3 separate regions of the Homo sapiens genome follow, and all the other regions are linked to region 3. Evidence: chromatin contacts called from ENCODE Hi-C data. All regions are on one chromosome and are shown on one strand. The core of a region is the stretch at or near the end of the contact, and the rest is flanking DNA. Distances in the headings are between cores, read along the strand shown.

Region 1 (3,100 bases), core at 87-2,586, 2.8 Mb after region 3:
AATGTGCTACTGTGGATGGCATAACAGGTATAATATTAATAAATATTCATCATTTTATCTGTGTGTATCCAATACAGATTTCTCAGATTTCCTTGTGAAATCAGGGAAATATGTAGCTTTGTTCTACAGAAGCCCAGACCACGGTATTTTCTTTCCAGGCCACTGCTAGACACCCAGGGGGCTCAATTTCTTGCCACAGTTTCGGAGAGCTTGCTGGTTAGGTGCTGCTCTTGGTTGGAACCAGTCGGCCCGCATGCAAAACAGACCTGTCTTCCACACCTTGTGGTTACTATGCAGCAGGGGGCGCTGCAGTAGTGTACATCGCGGTGCACCGGAGCTACTCTCCTGGCCAGAAAGCCAACAAGCCGGGAGGAGGCGTGTCAGGCAGCCCTGGGTCCTCTTTGGTCTTGCAACTTTAGTACCCAGAGCTTGTTCTACACAGACCATTCTACACCATATTTCACCATGTTGGATGCTTTCCATCCAGTCCTGCCTCCGAGCGGAAAGGAAAGGGCATTAGCTTACTGCCTTACTAGGTTTAAGTATAATGCTGTACCGGCTTGCACTAGAGGTTTCTCTCCTGTGTTCTCAGGGTCAACCCGACAGTCCCTCTGAAACCACGAAGGGGTCCCCGGGCAGTTGCTGCGGGGTGTGTGTGTGTCTTTCTTTCCCTTTTTGGGGTCCTTTCTTTTTAACCTTACTGAAGGAGGAAACGTTTCTCTCCCTACACGTCTTTCCACTGACATTGTGGCCAACCGTAGGCTAAGAGCTGAAATCTCTCCTTCCTAAGTTGCCTCCAAGCTCTCCAATACTACCTCCTCCCCCCCATTTAGTCTCACACACAGTGTGCGTGAGAGATCGCCAGTGAGTTTGTGACAACCGAAGCTGCAGCAGTCGCCAAACCTGTTCTTCCTCTCCCGGTCTCAGAAGTCTCTCCAGCTGACCGGACTTACGCCTGGCAGCTCTTGGCACACACAGCGCTGTGGCTGAGATTCAGCCGTGCCAGGCGCTGCCAGGCAGCAGCGGGGCGACCGACCACCTCCTCCTCGACCTCCTTTCTCCCAGCTTCCCCTCCCAGGGTGCACTGTATCTACTCCTTTGGGCTGTCTTCCAGCCGTCGCCCTTGGGTCCCGGGGGCTTTCCAGAGTGAAATCGAAGGTGAAAGAAACAAGAGGACGGGAGGCTGGTAGGAGGAGCCTCCAGGCCGGGGAGGGTGGGAGGAGCCTCCAGCCCGAGGGGCAGGGTAGGAGGAGCCTTCCGGGAGGATCTGGGTGGAGAAAGGGGCTGGGCCAAGCCGGGATGGAGGGTTGGTCACGCAGGCGCGGGGGGCCGCGTCGAGAACCCCACGCGGGAGCTTCTGGAGTCTCCAGCCACCGCTTCTCACTTCACTGGAGAAGGGAGCTGGGGCTGGGGCTGGGGCTGGGGCTGGGAGGGAGCTAATAAACATTGAATGTGCAGCAGCTGCCTTGGCGGCCGGAGTCCGCCCGAGCGACACCGGAGCAGTGCGCCCGGGAGGCGGCGAGGGGAGGCGGTTCGCCTTGTCCCTCCCACCCGCGCCTCTTTCTCTCTCTTCCTCCAGCTGGTCCCAGAGCCCGGCTTGGTCCGGTCCCTCTGCCCCCATCCCGCACCCTTCCACCTCCTCCGAGTCCCACTCCTCACCTAGGACGCCCCAAACTGCCATGGGTTAGGGTGGGGATCGCGACCCGCGCGAAAGACCAGCCCTGCGCTTCCGCCGGGGGACGCGGAGCCCAAACGCCGCTCACCGCTTGCGGGCGCCGGGCATGGGGAGTGTGGTGTGAGCCCGCACCCGGGGAGGACGCAGGAGCTGCGGAGACGGGCGCGAGGAGGAGGAGAGGAGTCGTGGATTGGAAGGACCCGAGGGAGGGAGGGTGGGGAAGCGAGGGAAAAGTGAAGCTGGGAGGAGAAGGCGGCGGAAGGTGGAGATTGATGCTTCTGTTTTTTGTTGCCGCTGCTGCCCTCGCGCTGGGAGCCGAGCCGGAGGGAAGGCGGTGGAGAGATGATTGCAGAGTTGGTGAGCAGCGCTCTGGGGCTCGCCTTGTATCTCAACACCCTGAGTGCGGATTTCTGCTATGATGACAGGTAAGGGGCCGAGAGGAGGGGGCGACGGGCTGCAGGGGGCACACTCCGCAGTGGCTCTGAAGCTTCCCTCTTTAAGGCTCAAAGTGCGTCTTGGAGGAACTGGTTCAGCACCTGATGGTTTAGGCGACACGTAAACATTAACACCTAAATCAAACACCGGGGACGTGAGGCGCGCTGGGCGGGCCGAGGGAGTTTCCGCTCCTAGTTTGCAGCAGGTTCTCTCCCTTGCTTCTCGGCTGTTGGCAGACGCTTGAGTTTCTTAGCGGAAATCCCGGCAATTTGGGAAACTGTTTAATGAACGTATTAAATTAAAGTCTTAGGTATTCCTTGATGCAACAAAGCACATTAAGTGATTTTACGTCTGGTTGGGAGGAAGCCTCTCCTCGATCCCTGATAGATCCTCCCTGTCCCGTTTCCTTTTATTGATGGGACACTTTTATTTCCCGAAGTTAAAACACACGTTTGATAGTTGCCAAAATTGTGAAAAGGGAGATCGTTCTCTGCTTTAACTTTCCCTTTTAACGTGTATAGACTTTTACTTTGAGCCAAAATAATGCTGCTGATGGTCTCTCCCGCCGCCCTAGCCTCCTTCACCAATCCATTGGGCAGCACTTTATAAAAGCCTCGGCTTTCTCATTTCTGTTTGGGAGTTGTACATTAGATGTTAGTGGTTCTTTTGTACTAATTGGAGAAGAAGACGCCCCTAGAGACTGAAGTTGTCTTCTGCACTTAGGTTAGTTTGGGTGGCTAATGAGACCTGAACTGTGTTGTCAAAGAAACTGCATCGATTTCTGGAAAATGTCACCGTTGTGTTGGTGTCTCTTCCTATCTTTTAAACGTTATTAGTGTTCAGAAAGTGATGAAAAGCCCCTATATCCATTAGGGAAAATTCCAATTTGTGTCCTTCCGGTGTCTTAATCTGATTACAATTAAAACAGATGCATAATTAAAATATATTAGGGATAACAGCACGCCTGGCTAAACTTATTAACCGTCCTGG
Region 2 (3,098 bases), core at 150-2,649, 2.9 Mb before region 3:
ATCCAGCATTTATGCCTGCAAAGGTCTATTTTCCTGGGAACTGAGGCTTAGCATTCCTACAGAGCACTAGCTACACCACCCTTGACAACTGTATTATAAACTTTGATTGCTGTAGCCAGCATATTTTTGACTTATATAAATTGGTTACAACATTACATGTAACCTTGCCTATTTTTCCCACTATATCTGAGAGTAGAATTCCAACAATAATGGTTTGGATGGCTCTATTTTTAAAAAAGAATGTTTCTATAATGTTTATCAATATTAATTATTATGCTTAAATACAAATACAAATGGCATGTTGGAACACTTAATTGAATTCAACATCACCATCCTTAACATATTAGAAACTAAGGTGTTTATGTTTGCTTACCTTTTGTGCATTTTCCCCATCTTCAACTGCAAAATCTAGTCTGGGCTGCCTGGGGCTGATCAGGTCTTTTAGTGTTAAACAATTTACCTCCATCTGTAATGCACAATTACACTAGAAAATGATTTTGCAATTAGGTATTTTTTCCTCAAACAAAAATATCTACATATGTGTTACTTGTTTGTCAATATGAAATTCCCCCTTCTCTAAGCACATCCTGGGCATTTCCAGGAGTTGTAGCCACCCTCAACTTTCTAAAACTCACGCGAACAAACTCAAACACCTAAAGTGTGCTTAGTAATACTGAAAATCTGGGAAGAAAAAAATCTACAAAAATAGTAACTCCTTATGAAAAGCTAGATGGCAAAATAAAGTTACCAAGTCGGAAGGGTGTTGGGCAAATCTGTCAGAAAAGTACAGGGTCTCCCAGGTCAGTTAATTTTGGCGCAAAGAACTGAGAGGAATTCGGCTTTGAGGGGTTTTGAATCGGGGGAAGGAAACCCGATCGCTAGACCAAACCCACTCAGCGCTGAGCGCAGCCCCTTCCCAGGCCTCCAAGCAGATCCCCCAAATAAACTTCTCCAATGAAAGCTCCAAGTTGTGGGGAAGGGCAAATCCCCTCTACTGCCGGGCCGGAGTGAGAGCTGCACCCGGCACACCCTCTGCGCACCGGGTTCCCCGGCAGAAACACCTCGAGCCCTCGCCAGCCGGGGGACGTGAGGAGTGGCAGGCTGGCAGCCGGGGCGGGAGTGGGCCCTGTATCCCAATTCCCGCCTCCCCACTGGCGCTGGGGCCGCACGCTTACCCCTGCTTTCCTAAGGAGGCTTCCTGCCTCTGCAGGGACCTCCACGGACCCAAGCCGATGAGGGAAGGTGGTGCGGCGATCAGCAGCCGGGCGGCGGCATCGGGAAGGGAGAGCGAGGCGCGCAGATCCCCGCGCCGAGTGCCCTGGGCTGGCGGGGACCCCGCGGCGTCCGGGCAGCGCCAGCGCTCAGACCGGCCGAGCGCAACTCCAGCCTGGATCGTAGTCCCCGCTAAAACACCTCCTCTGGCGCCTTGAGACCGAATTTGAGAATCCACCAATCAGCGGCGGCCGGCGGGGCGGCCCCGGCCAATCGTGCGGCGGCACGGCCCGGGCTCACCGCCCCTCGGAGTCTTGGCGCTCCGAGCCGCGCGTTTTGCCCTCACCCGCCCAATTGTTGCCGCCTCGGCCCCCTCCCCCTTCCGGGTACCTGGAAACCTCGGGCCCGGGAGCCAATTCCTGCTGGGGACGCGGGCCCCGGCGGCCGCGGGAAGCCAAGGTGGGGGCGGCGCGGGGCGGCGCGGGGCGGCGGGAGAAGGAAGAGGAGGAGGAGGGCTCTTTTGTTATGCATAGAAGACCCGCGCACGTCCCCGCGGCTTGCCGCGCCCGGGGACCCCGGGCACAGCCAGAGGACAGGAAAGCAGATGGGGTTTGGAAGAACGATCTACACCCTCTGGATGCTGCTGCCGCCATCCCCGCCCGCCCTCAGCAACCTGTGCGGAAGCGGAGTTGTCCAGACTTGCCGGGGCAAACTTCTTAACATCGCACGCTGGTGTGACACATGAACCATGGTTACCGCTCTGCTGCGAGCAGATGGCACGCCAGTTAGCCCTGGAGACAAGACTGGAAGCCAAACCAGAAGTTTTTCTAACTTTTTTTTGTTTGTTTGTTTTGTGTGTGTGGCAAATCCGGAAATGTTTTTTGGTGTTCCCTTTTCGGCAAATTGCAAATAATTAGGAGGGAAAAAGCTTTATATAAAAAAGTAGTTCTTTGCAATAGGGACTAGCATTCTGGGAGACAGTCTAGAAAATTTCCTCAACACCACTGATCTGTATTAAATGTTTCACTTCTTTCATCCTACAGTTTCTTGTTTAAAATATGAATGTTGGTAGAGATGGACTTTTTACAAAACAGACTTTATTGTTTAGAAGTTTTCAATTTACAGAAAAATTGAGATAGTACCAAGAATTCCCATATATTCAGCACCCAATTTCACCCACTATTAACATTTTGTGTTAGTATAGAATATTTTTTGAAATTAATGATCTAATATTGGTACATTCTTCTGAGCTCAAGTCATTACTTTATTCAGATTTACTTAATTTTTTCCTAATGGCCCTTTTTTCTGTTCAGGATACCACATTACCTTTAGTTCCTATGTCTCTAGGCTCCTCTTGGCTATGACAGTTTCTCATACTTTCCTCATTTTTGATACCTGGACATTTTTGAGTAGTATTGGTCAAGTATTTTGTAAGATATCCCTCAACTGAAATGTGAGACAGCCTTCTTAAAGCATCAGACATTCTTAAATGTACAGACATGTCCCTACCCCCCATCTACTTTACAGCAAAGGTATCATTTTCCTTTCTATACCAAGACTCCATTCTTCACCACTTACCCTCCAAATATTTTTATTTTATTTTATTTTTGGAGACGGAGTCTTGCACTGTCACCCAGGCTAGAGTGTAGTGGCCCAATCTCGGCTCACTGAAACCTCCACCTCCTGGGTTCAAGCGATTCTCTGCCCCAGCCTCCCGAGTAGCTGGGACTACAGCCGTGCGCCACCACGCCCAGCTAATTTTTGTATTTTTAGTAGAGATGGGGTTTTGCTGTGTTGGCCAGGTTGGTCTCGAACTCCTAACCTCAGGTGATCTGCCTGCCTGCCTTGGCCTCCCAAAGTGCTGGGATTACAGGTGTGAGACACCG
Region 3 (3,122 bases), core at 239-2,738:
ACTTTAATATGCACAAAGCATCCATTTTGAGAAAAGTTTGTGACCAGCTTTCTTTTTTCCCAACCCCAAAAGAAAAACCAGAGCTTGGTAACCGGCTTTGAAAAGAGTGTCCCCTATTTATTCTTCTCTTTCTAACACCAGTGCACACCCGAGGACCTGGGGCTCAAGGATCTCTGACACTGCGGCAAACTTCGAGTATCAGACTCAACACGTTCCGGTCCGGAGGTGGGCAAGCCCTTTAGAGGGCTTCCTTACTCTACCCACTTCCATCCCCTTCCTTTCAGCCGGTGCAGATCAGCTAATTACACCCTGTTTTCCCCTCCCCAGTGACCAAGAGTAATAAATGAGAAAACAGGAAATCGTTCGTTCAGGGCACTCGGCTTAGGGCTCTAGATTACTATTATTATCATCATTTGTAATCAAGTCCTAAAAAGTGCAACAAATCCAATGCCCACCTACAAGTCAAAGATGTTCATCTGCCTAACCGTCCGTAATGCCCCTTGTTAGTTTTCTTCCTTCAGCATCCACCCCTCCGAATATACCACTGACACCGGGGCCCAGGCACAACCCCACTACACCCCTCCTTGTCTCGACCCCAAATCCCAGACTTATCCACGAATGGCCCTGGGGCCCCAAACGACCACAGTTCCTTTTCCCCTATGCCCCGGAAATCACCCGGTTCCCAACTCCACCAGCAACTGTTCTGAAGGGGGGCCTCAAGCCCAGCGCCCTCCCTTCCACCAGCTCTCCCTCCCGCCCTCTGGGGAAACCGCCCCCTCACCCCGCAGCAGGGAGTCTCCCGCCGCCCCCAGCCTCAAGAGGTGGAGAACTGAGGGCAGGCCCGAGCAGGAGGCCGACGAGAACCCTCACGGTCAGGAGAGCCGGCGGCGGGGCGCACAGACCTGGTGCAGGGCAGTGAGTCCGTCCACATTGGCGTAATTGATGTCGGCGCCGCGGTGCAGCAGCTTGAGGACCTCGTCCGTGTCGCCGCTGGAGCAAGCAGCCAGGAAGACGGCGCCATCGTCGAACTTCACCTTGGTCTTCTGGCGCTTCACCACCGGAGGCTCGAGGTCCGTCTCGGAGCCGATCCAGCGTTTCAGCTGCTCGTTCCGCTTCTGCTTCGCGTCCGCCATCTTCATCCCCTCTCCTGCCGCCGGGTCTTCTTATCGCGAGGGGGGGAAGGGGGAGGCGGAGAGGGAAGAGAGGGGAGGCAGGGGGTGTGTGAATGTTTCTATGAGTGCGGGCCAGAGGAGGGCTGGGAACCCGGAGCCGACGCTCGAGACTTCCAGTATCCCACAGAGCACTGGGGCGGCGCACCCGGCCGAGCGGACCTCCCTTCCTACCACAGAAGCCCTCCCGCCCCCAGCACGGCCACCCGTCACCGGCGGCCAATCTAACGTAACTTCGCGAGATCCGGACTGGGAGGCGCCCTTCGACCAGTGCGCATGCGCCCTGGGCCTGTGCCCGCCCCAGGAAGAGCGCTCCCGCGAACTGCGGCGGTGGTGGCTGGGCCACCAGAGGGAAGCGGGTGTGGCCCAGGCAGCGGGGGCTGGGACAGACCTGGAAAGGAGGAAGCGGGGAAGGAAGGTTGTCCTGTCGGGCTGGGGGCTCCCGGGAATCCGGAGGCCAGCAGTGGAACCGCAAGGCTCTACAGGGCAGATCTGCCTCCCGTGCTGTCTCAGCTACGCCGAGTCGTTGGCTCAGGGCGGAGGATTTTCCTATTGGCCGCGTTATTTGAATGGAATGGAGGATAGGTCGTGAAGTAGGTGCTGCTGGTTGATCTTTCTAAGGAACTCAGATGAACTTGGGCATGTCAGAATTAATAACCTTTTAAAAGTGGGGTCTGTGTGGCCGAGGGTTTTAATGGTAAGTTCTTGAGGTGACCACCTATTGACAAGGGTTGACCTGCTGTAATTGCTGTGGCTTCCTGCCAACCCCCACTTTAGAAATGTTTTTCTTCCTCTCTTTACTTGTTTTGTTTTGCTTTCTCTCACGCTTGGGTTCTCTTCTTTCTTCCTTCAGTGCTTTAAGCCTGTCTCGTACTACCCATGAGCTTAGCTCAGCCTGATTACTGGTCCTTACCTTTTAAGGGATTTCTGGTTACAGCTCCATCTCTTTCTAAGGAGGGGTAAAGACCTAGCTGCGTCTAGCATTTAAACGGAACGTTAAGGAAGGCAATTAATTCAACCACTATTTATTGAATACCTACTATGAGCCAGTAACTGTACTAGGCACTGAAGATACAATGAAAAATATGACATTTATTTGAACCACCTCTTGAGTTCAGTCGCCCAAACAAGACTAATTTATCATCGTCATAAAAAAAAGACTTTAACTTTGCCTTGTATGACCACACGCGCACACACATAGGATTTGTAATACTGATGTCTTATGAGCCATCTATCTACAATCTCCACCAATTGATTTTACTGAACACTGCATTGTTACCATCCACTACTATTTTTAGAGCATTTAGAAAAGCCAAGATAAAAACCACAAAACCTTACCATGGAAGTTTAGGGGTCATCTAGACAGAGTCCCTCAAGAACTAATTAATTTACTTAATTTTACCCAGAAGTAGGATTAGAATTCACTCAGCAAATACTATGCACCTGTTCTGGGTCAGGCATTGTTCTAGGTGCTGGAGATAGAGCAGTGAACAAATAAGCTTTTCTTACTCTCAGCATGATGCCTTTTCCAGTGGACTACTTCACAGCCTATCATATTGAGAAATAAAATAATTGAGTAAAACGTGATTAGGAAACTGTCTGCCTGTGAGACAATTTTCTGAACCACAGTTATTAGGATAGCGATAGAATCCAGGTCAGGGTAAAAATATTTCCTCTGAAAACGTTGTAGGAATAGAAAATGAATGTAATATTCATAAGATATACCATTGTATGTTCATTACATACATTAAAGATAACATCAGACCTTTGAATACTCATGGTGTTAGGTACTGAAAAACATTGTTAGCACTAAAATACAAAATCCCTATCCACAGAATACAGCTCTCAGAATAAAAGAAAGGAACTTGAGGATTGCCTTGTCAGCTCCTGTCTCTACCTAGGCAACTGACAGCATATCCTGTTTTCCAAGAACGTTATGGCCTATGTGGTAGC

What was found. A loop is a pair of places that touch in the nucleus more often than their neighbours do. Pooled maps may share reads with other maps.
Region 1: a loop to region 3 is called in a map of naive thymus-derived CD4-positive, alpha-beta T cell, with 10 times the contacts of the local background. The contact joins the promoter of TMTC2 here to the promoter of PPP1R12A-AS1 in region 3. A Hi-C loop is called at or near these places in 3 of 168 maps with a recorded cell type or tissue (CD4-positive, alpha-beta memory T cell, CD8-positive, alpha-beta T cell and naive thymus-derived CD4-positive, alpha-beta T cell) and 12 of 50 pooled maps.
Region 2: a loop to region 3 is called in a map of naive thymus-derived CD4-positive, alpha-beta T cell, with 6 times the contacts of the local background. The contact joins the promoter of E2F7 here to the promoter of PPP1R12A-AS1 in region 3. A Hi-C loop is called at or near these places in 1 of 168 maps with a recorded cell type or tissue (naive thymus-derived CD4-positive, alpha-beta T cell), 2 of 37 single-sample maps with no recorded cell type and 9 of 50 pooled maps.

Annotation. Positions count from the first base shown.
Region 1 is chr12:82,685,570-82,688,669 of GRCh38, forward strand. TMTC2 (transmembrane O-mannosyltransferase targeting cadherins 2) reads left to right here and starts at 1,337. Exons shown (of 12, transcript NM_152588.3): 1 at 1,337-2,100. The coding sequence starts at 2,018. RefSeq lists silencers at 288-367, 1,218-1,317, 1,888-1,937, 2,298-2,357 and enhancers at 798-947, 968-1,177.
Region 2 is chr12:77,064,170-77,067,267 of GRCh38, forward strand. It overlaps E2F7 (E2F transcription factor 7), which reads right to left and starts at 1,400. Exons shown (of 13, transcript NM_203394.3): 1 at 1,176-1,400; 2 at 374-466. The coding sequence starts at 466. RefSeq lists silencers at 1,240-1,289, 1,310-1,739 and enhancers at 1,348-2,054, 1,790-2,019.
Region 3 is chr12:79,933,793-79,936,914 of GRCh38, forward strand. It overlaps PPP1R12A-AS1 (PPP1R12A antisense RNA 1), which reads left to right and starts at 1,489. Exons shown (of 2, transcript NR_146535.1): 1 at 1,489-1,762. It overlaps PPP1R12A (protein phosphatase 1 regulatory subunit 12A), which reads right to left and starts at 1,305. Exons shown (of 25, transcript NM_002480.3): 1 at 903-1,305. The coding sequence starts at 1,139. RefSeq lists enhancers at 125-690, 491-550, 691-1,254, 891-1,190, 1,237-1,531 and 1 more and a silencer at 721-810.